Linked DNA regions of Mus musculus: all the other regions are linked to region 3. A link is a loop called in an ENCODE intact Hi-C map of the cell type or tissue named here. Cell type or tissue: left cerebral cortex. All regions are shown on one strand. Region 1 holds the start of Slc20a1 (solute carrier family 20, member 1). Region 2 holds the start of Vinac1 (vinculin/alpha-catenin family member 1). Region 3 has its middle 4.6 kb from the start of Zc3h8.

What was found. A loop is a pair of places that touch in the nucleus more often than their neighbours do. Peaks named below come from ENCODE experiments on the same cell type or tissue, not always from the same donor. Only the 100,000 strongest peaks of a DNase experiment are listed, where the experiment ranks them.
Region 1: a loop joins it to region 3, with 2.1 times the contacts of the local background. A loop is called at or near these places in 5 of 42 quality-filtered maps.
Region 2: it touches region 3 in a loop (2.2-fold over the local background); 22 of 42 quality-filtered maps call a loop at or near these places.

What each region holds. Positions count from the first base shown.
Region 1 is chr2:129,196,647-129,199,146 of GRCm38, forward strand. It overlaps Slc20a1 (solute carrier family 20, member 1), which reads left to right and starts at 2,127. Exons shown (of 11, transcript NM_015747.2): 1 at 2,127-2,346. In left cerebral cortex, a CTCF peak has its summit at 1,330; DNase peaks (open chromatin) are centred at 1,709 and 2,022; H3K4me3 peaks cover 1,406 bases; H3K27ac peaks cover 1,514 bases.
Region 2 is chr2:129,064,637-129,067,136 of GRCm38, forward strand. It overlaps Vinac1 (vinculin/alpha-catenin family member 1), which reads right to left and starts at 1,273. Exons shown (of 11, transcript NM_001370941.1): 1 at 501-1,273. Ttl (tubulin tyrosine ligase) reads left to right here and starts at 1,311. Exons shown (of 7, transcript NM_027192.2): 1 at 1,311-1,667. The coding sequence starts at 1,511. In left cerebral cortex, a CTCF peak has its summit at 1,413; DNase peaks (open chromatin) are centred at 1,345 and 1,935; H3K4me3 peaks cover 1,802 bases; H3K27ac peaks cover 1,394 bases.
Region 3 is chr2:128,947,386-128,949,885 of GRCm38, forward strand. No RefSeq gene overlaps it. Among named protein-coding and RNA genes, the nearest start is that of Zc3h8, 4.6 kb to the left of the region's middle. In left cerebral cortex, a CTCF peak has its summit at 1,004 (motif pointing right); a DNase peak (open chromatin) is centred at 1,018.

The sequences.
Region 1 (2,500 bases), 250 kb after region 3:
ACCTATCTAGACAAGCCTTCACCAAGACTCTCTTCCTAGGTGATTCTAGAGTGGGTCAAGTTGAATATTAAAACTGGTAACCAAGTATAGAAGTGCATGAATTTAATCCCAGCACTTGGGAGGCAGAGGCAGGGGGATCTCTGTGATTTCGAGGCTAGCCTGATTTACACAGTAAGTTCCCGGACAACCAGACAGCTACACAGTGACACCCTATCTCAAAAAACAAAAACAAAAACAAAAGACAAACAAAAAACAAGACAATCTAAAACCATCTGACCAACCATCACATCCCCCCTCCTTGATTTCAAGACAGTAAGGACTCTCTAGAGACAGAGAAATCTGTCTCTGCCTGAAAATACATGGATACTAAAGTAGCATAAAGCCAAGTCTCAAAATACTATACTCTCCCTGAACCACAGTGATGCCTTCACATCTGGCAAACCTGGCTCTGGATTCTGCTCTTGTACCTGGATGGGCCTTATTCACCATGGCTGCTCACCTTGGTTGTCTCAATTTCAAGAGGCAAAAGCATGGTCATCAACAGACTGAAGCAAAGCACATCCAAACAGTGGGCAAAGTCATGAGCAATTTCCTCACAAATAATTACTTCAAAAATTGTTTTAATTGGCAGGACACTAACAACCTTTTAACAAACCAGTCCTTTTATTCAATGTTTTATGACCTTGGAAAGAAGTAAGGGCAAAGAGTGTTGCATTTGAAGATGCCAGAATTACACACTGGGGTCAGTGTCCTGGAACATGAAGGTTGTTTTCCAGCCATGACCTTGAGGTCAATAGACCTGTATAACCTATACGAGATTCTGAGTCTACCAAATTATAGGTCACAGGACACTCCTGTGAAGTTATAATTTACAACATGTTTGTTTCTGCTATTCGTTGCCCTACCTTTGGAGAGCAGAGAGCGTTTTAGAGCGTTCTAAACCGGGTATTTCTGGCTGGAATTCTTAAGTTTCTTTATAACCCACATAACTTAAATCTCCCAAGGAGTGGTGACTAGTTAGTTCTGAGCTTAGGCAATAAAACGAACTAATCCATTGTCAGAACTACAACCTTATACCATGTAGGGGACCAGGAAGCAATCTTTATTTCAAAAGGGGATGGGAAAACTTTCAGGATGAGGACATCCTCTGTAACCTTTTCCTATATTCTAAAACAGGCACATTCAAAAAAAAAAGTAACGAGGAAATGAAGGTTCATTTCCTGAACATCTATTGAGTTCCAGTCACATGCTTATATCTTAGCTAATATGATTCTCCTTACTGGGTAAGAACTTGTAACCAGAATACCTGAATTAGTACTGCCTGTCGCCACTAGCCCCGATGAGCTGACAGGAAATGCATCTTTGTTGTGCTTTACACACAATTCCAACCCGTCCTCCAGTCTCTCTCACTCTGCTATTATTTCTCGTTCCAGAGCACTCGGCTTGAGGAGACCTAGGGTTTGTTCAAGGTGACACACTGCAGCAAATATGAGTTAAGAATTCGAATCCAAAGTAACATCCTCCCCGCTGCGCCATAGCCGGGGCTCCTAAAACGGAGGTCCGGCGCCGGGAAACTAATGACCCATGGCTCTCCCTCAGCGCAGTGCCACAGCTGGGAACGCAAGCCTATCCTCGTGACTCCCGAATCTTTCCGTTTTCACACAAGTGCGTGACTGCGGGAGCGAGGTGGCCACGTGAGATCCCTCCACCCTCTCCGGGCGAGGTACAGATCGGGTCCGGCCAAGGGCAAGTCTCAGCACACCCGCTCTTCCGCGTCGCCACCGAGCTGACCCGGGCCCGCGTGGGAGAAACTCGGAACGACCTTGGTGGCGGCCTCAGTCCCCGCGTGTCTGGGCGAGACTCCCCCACAGTCCCCGCCCGCAGCCACCCGGCGTGGCCAGCGCAGACAGGATAACCCGGGCGAGGCTGCAGGGAGGCGGCCAGCCAGTCCCACGTGGACCAGCTCCTCGTTGGGGGCGGGGCCCCGGGGACGTCCAGGCCAATCAGCGCCGCTGCCCAGCTCACCCGGCTAGGCGCGCCCGACCAGCCTGTGGTTGCGTCACATCGGAGGCGGGACCTCGGGCGGGCGCGAGGCTCGGCAGGTCACGTGGGGCGCAGAACCGGCTATAAATAGGAGCCGGCGGCATGCTCTCTATATGATGGCCGCCGGCGCGCGTTGCGTGTTTTCACCTCTCGCCTGCTGAGGCGCCCGCGGCTGCTTCACGAGTGGGTAGAGAGTCCCTCCGTGCTGTGCCCGGTGTTGCCGTCCTGGGTTGTGCGACCGTGGCTCGAGCCTGCCTCAGTCTCGTTCTTCTGGTCTCTCTGTTCGGCCCTCAGTTTCCTTTGGTGAGTGGCGGCGCGGCACCGGTGGTGCAAAGGTCCTTTCTTCTCTGGAGTGGGCTCGGGTGTGGGGAGCTGGCTGGCGGGGGTGGGATGCAGGCTGCAGGACCCCGCTACGCTGCTGTCCTCCTCCCGCCTCCCCACGCACGCCGCGCCCTTC
Region 2 (2,500 bases), 120 kb after region 3:
TATAGTTCTGGCTGTCCTGGAACTCACTCTGTAGACCAGGCTGGCCTCGAACTCAGAAATCCGCCTGCCTCTGCCTCCCAAGTGCTGGGATTAAGGGCGTGCTCCACCATTGCCCAGCTAAGACTCTTTTCTTAAGAGTATACTTATTAATATCTGTAAAGAACTCTCTATCTGTAGATTCACTTTGTCCCATCTTGAGAGATACCCATGAAATGCACACAACCCAGAACTGATGTCTTCTGACCTAAGACGGGTGCTGATAGCTTCCAACAGAACAGCTAGGCACTGATGGCACCTAGTATCAGCCTCTGCTGATGGCAGCAGGCAATAAAAGCCAGAGCTGATGGCTCCTGGCTTAACATGGGCACTGATGGTACCCAACCAGGAACTGATGGCCCCAACTATCCGCCTCTACTGATGGCAGAAGACAATTTAACTGCACACTCCTTGTCCAATGGATTTGTAAGACCCAGTTAAGAGTCCTATCTGTGTCCACTTACCTTATTCAATGTCGCTGTTCGGGTGCCAAATTAGAACATTGGGAGCCTCCTGGCCCGGGCCAGGGGTAGCAGTGGAGTCACAGAGTAAGGACTCTGGTGATGGCTTTAACGTCTGAGGGTCTTGGGGCTTTCTAGCTCTCTAATTATACTGAAATGCTGATGATAACTTCTAAAAAGTCCTAAAAACTTTCTTGCTCTTTCTGAGGGCTTGCTTGCTGGCTTAGGCGATTAACACCTGTAGCCTATCAGGGGAGGATTAAGCAATACAGCCTTTGTTCTATCTCAGCAGGAATCTTTCCTAAAATGAGTCCCTCATAGCCTTGCTTAATGAGGGCTCACTGTCGCAGATTATATAATAATCCAAGGCAGGCTACTTCAGGATGATCACCTGCTAGTTATTAGCTTGTCCCATTATGGCTCCTGACATGTGTCCGATTTTACCGCACCCAGATCAAACCCAGAGCTCAGTGCTGGCTAAGCAAGCACTCTACCAACTGAGCTACACCCATGCCTGGATCTTTTGTTTCATCCACCAAATCTGATTTTGAACTTGGTGGAAGACCCAGACAGAGGGCGGAAAGGGATATTGGCGGGCTATGGCGCAGCTGGAATTATTTCCCTTGGTCTCTCCACCGCAGTTTGCTATTACTGCAGCCACACTTGAGACCCATGTCACCGGCCACACACTGAGTGGCGGGGCGGCCCTGGTGGGCCCTGCTTGGGAGCTCCTGCCGCCGCAACCCGCAGACCTGCCCTTAGCGCCGCGCGGAATCACGGTCGTGGGCGGGGCGCCGGCGGTGGGCGGGGCGCTGGGGGTGGGCGCGGCGTCCGGGTGGCGCTCGCCACTCGGGCGGTGGCGCGGGCGCCCAGGGCAGACACTAGGGTAATCCGGAGGCGCGGCCCTGGAATTAGACCGACAGCGGGGCTGAGGCTGAGGCTGGGGCAGTGTGCACGCGGGGCCGCCGTGCCCTGGACTCGTGTAGCGGCTGCGGGGCGCGCTGCCCTTCGCCATGTACACCTTCGTGGTGCGCGACGAGAATAGCAGCGTCTACGCCGAGGTCTCCCGGCTGCTGCTGGCCACCGGCTACTGGAAGAGGCTACGGCGAGACAACCCCAGGTTCAACCTGATGCTGGGGGAGAGGAACCGACTGCCCTTCGGGAGACTAGGTGAGCCCTTCCCTCGTGGCCGCTGCGCGCATGAATCGGAGAGCGAGCGCTTTTGTTTTTTAAGGTCATTAATCTTCCCTAGGCGCGAGCTCACCTTAGCAGATATAAAATGGGTCTAGCAAGACCTAAACCCGTAGCTGGATTTGGAACGGAGTCTGGGTGCGGTTGCCCTGTCTGCTGACAGTGACCTATACCCGCACTCAGGGTGTCGGCCTGGTTCCCCTGCTTCCCTGGGCCCGCATCAGTCATCTTGCAGCTTTCCGCCACTTAGGATTCAGCTCTGTGTGGTGTGGGCGTGGAAGGGGAGTTGAAACCGCCGAGGCTTGGGTTACCCGGAGGCCAAGATGAACCGGCAGGGAATTTGGAGAAAACTCACTGACTTACCCAAAGCAGGAGCTTCCAGGGAAGCTGGAGCGTGGGGAGCTGTTCCATTTCAGACCTTTCCTTTAGCTGCACCAAAAGTTTACATTTGCAGCTGCATTTAGTGATGTTTTCTTACACGATCTTGGGTGACTTTTGCTCTCCTCATCCACATGTGCGAAACTGGCTTGGTACCATTCTATTCGCGTACTCTCATGTAGGAAGGGACAGCAACTCCCTTTTAAATGACGTAATCTTGAAGTTGTCCTAATGGGTTCAACTAGCATCCCACAGACTTGAACCTGGTCTCATGGTCCCTTCACTACATAGTCATCTGGGGAGGGCTTGCCTCTCTCTGGGTGTCTGGTTCTTTTCCAGAATTTCACTTGGGGGTGGGATCATTTGTATTTCAAGGACAGAAGAGGAGGGGGGCATCTCTACCTTAGCAAACACCCCAGAAAGTAGTGTCCCGT
Region 3 (2,500 bases):
AAAGTAAAAATAAAAAATAAAAATAAATGCTCATAATAGAGTGAAAGATATGCAGACACCGGAAATCAGATTGGGCAGGGCAAAAAAGATGACATGCAAATGCATAAGATATTAGTATTCTCAAATAATTATAAAAGGGCACATATATATGTAGTAGATTTATCCCAAAGAGCTGGCTGCTCTTCCAGAGGACTTAGGTTGGATTCCCAGCATCCACATGGTGGCTCACAAGCTTCTGTACTCTGGATTCTGGGGTATCCGATGCCCTTTCTGACTTCTGACTTCTGAGGGCACTGGGTGTAAATGTGGTGCACAAATACACATTCAATCAAAACATCTGTACACATAAAATAAATCAGAGAGAGAGAGAGAGAACAATCAACCTGAGCTACATGAAACCCTGTCTCAAACCATCACACACATACTCAAATTAACCAGTACAATAAATGAAGTAAACATACTCAAAAGGGCAGATGTCTATAATTTCTGATCTTTAGAGATAGTAAAATGGGCATACCAGATGCTGAAGAGTGGGACAGTTTCTGTCTGGGTGATGGAAAAGTCTGGAAACCAGTACTAGTGACTGGCACACAATAGTCTGAGTGTGACTAATGACACTGACTTGTGTGGTTCAAATGTCAAGTTTTATGACATTTTACAAAATGAGAGAAAAGGAAGTGCCTGGCATGATGAGAGGGTTGACAACCTCTTGAAGACTTTGTCCCAGGGTTTGCCAGGTTCTGTCGTGAGGTTCCCTGCAATTGCCAACAAATCTTGCCGCATTTCTCACTGTTGTGGGAGTCTGGGGTATAAATAGGAGTTGACGCTTTTCATGGGCCCTTGTGATGCCCCAGAAAACAATTGATTTTCCTTCTCCCATCTACAGATTTTAGAGTGGTCTTTTCAACTTCAGCACAACTGTCATTGGGATTGGACTATTTGCTGTGGAGGACAGTTCTGCATTACAATTAACAGACATTAAGCTGTTTCTACCACTAGATGGCAGTAGTACTTGCTCCAGACATCGAAAATCACAAGCTGAGGGGCTGGAGAGATGGCTCAGAGGTTAAGAGCAATGACTGATCTTCTAAAAGTCCAGAGTTCAATTACTAGCAACCACATGATGGCTCACAACCATCTGTAATGGGATCCGATTCCCACTTCTGGTGTGTCTGAAGAGAGCAACAGCGTACTTACATAAAACAAACAAAATAAATCTAAAACAAACAAACAAGAAAATCATAGGCTGAGAAGAGAAAGATTGGGAATTTCAAAAATAAAAGACAAATATCTTTCCAAAAAGTCTAAAACTTTGCCAGAATCAGTGAAGCATGTCAATTTACAACATTATACATTAATCAAATACAATATGTCAGCTGTGAGAAGCGAAAATTTCCCTGTGACAAATCTGGAGGGAGAGGGGTTGGAGGATAACCATTCCTAATCCAAAGGCATTGAATCTAGAGTAATCAATTCCCAAAGCAGGAAGGCTTCTATTAAAAGCCATGACAGTGTTTCATAAATACAGTTTCAAAAGGGAACGCTGGTGACTGGTGGAGCCCCAATATTGAGTTATCCCAGCCACACAATGAGGTCTAGTAAAAAGGTATCTAGAAAGAAGGACAATTTCTTAGGCAGGGTGGGGGCTAAACAATCCAGTGTTCTAAGATTAAACAGAAAAACCACTACCACAAGCAACAATGCTTGTGCCCCAAGGGCTACCCACTACACTAGCCAAGGAGTCAAGATCAACTTGGGACAATGGGAATGTGACAAAGGGCGGAGAAAAAAGGTATAACAATACCAACCATAAGCACAGGCCATCAATAAAAAAATTATTGGACGAGGAACATGTGTGTTTGTGTTAGTACAATTGTGTATTGTGTAATGATGCTTTAGTCGGTGACAGGCTGCACAATTGACTGGTCCCACAGGCTTACAGTGAAGATGAAAACTCCTATTACGTTCGTGACATTGCAGCTGTGGCAGCATCAGCGTAGACACATTATTTCTGGGTGATGATGGCGACGTGGAAAATCAGTGACTGTGCTGCTAATTGTACGAAAGCACGGCATGTGTGCAACATGGCACTTCCCAAAAAGAAGACAGCACTGTTGCTTTATGGGTGTGCTATACTCTGAATCCATATATACTTACTTCTATTTGAAAAGTTAAACCTAAAGCAGTGTGTCATGCTAGACTGGCAGCAGCTTCATATACCTCACTTTGAGTCTCTGGACTGCACTGAGGGTCACCTTGACTGGCCCCAAACCTTGCGGTTTCTGCAACACTTGGATGATAATTTTTACTTGGCAAGGAAACTGCCTCATGTCACCAGATACCTCTGTCACCAAGCAAGAACTTTCCAGACCTTGGGTGCTAACACTGCAGCCGGTCCCACAACACCCAGAGGATCTATGTGAACTCCACCCCGCCAATGGCACAATTCCTTCCAGTCTGGGATGGTGCCCTGAGCAGACCTTAGGCGCAAACTCCTCAG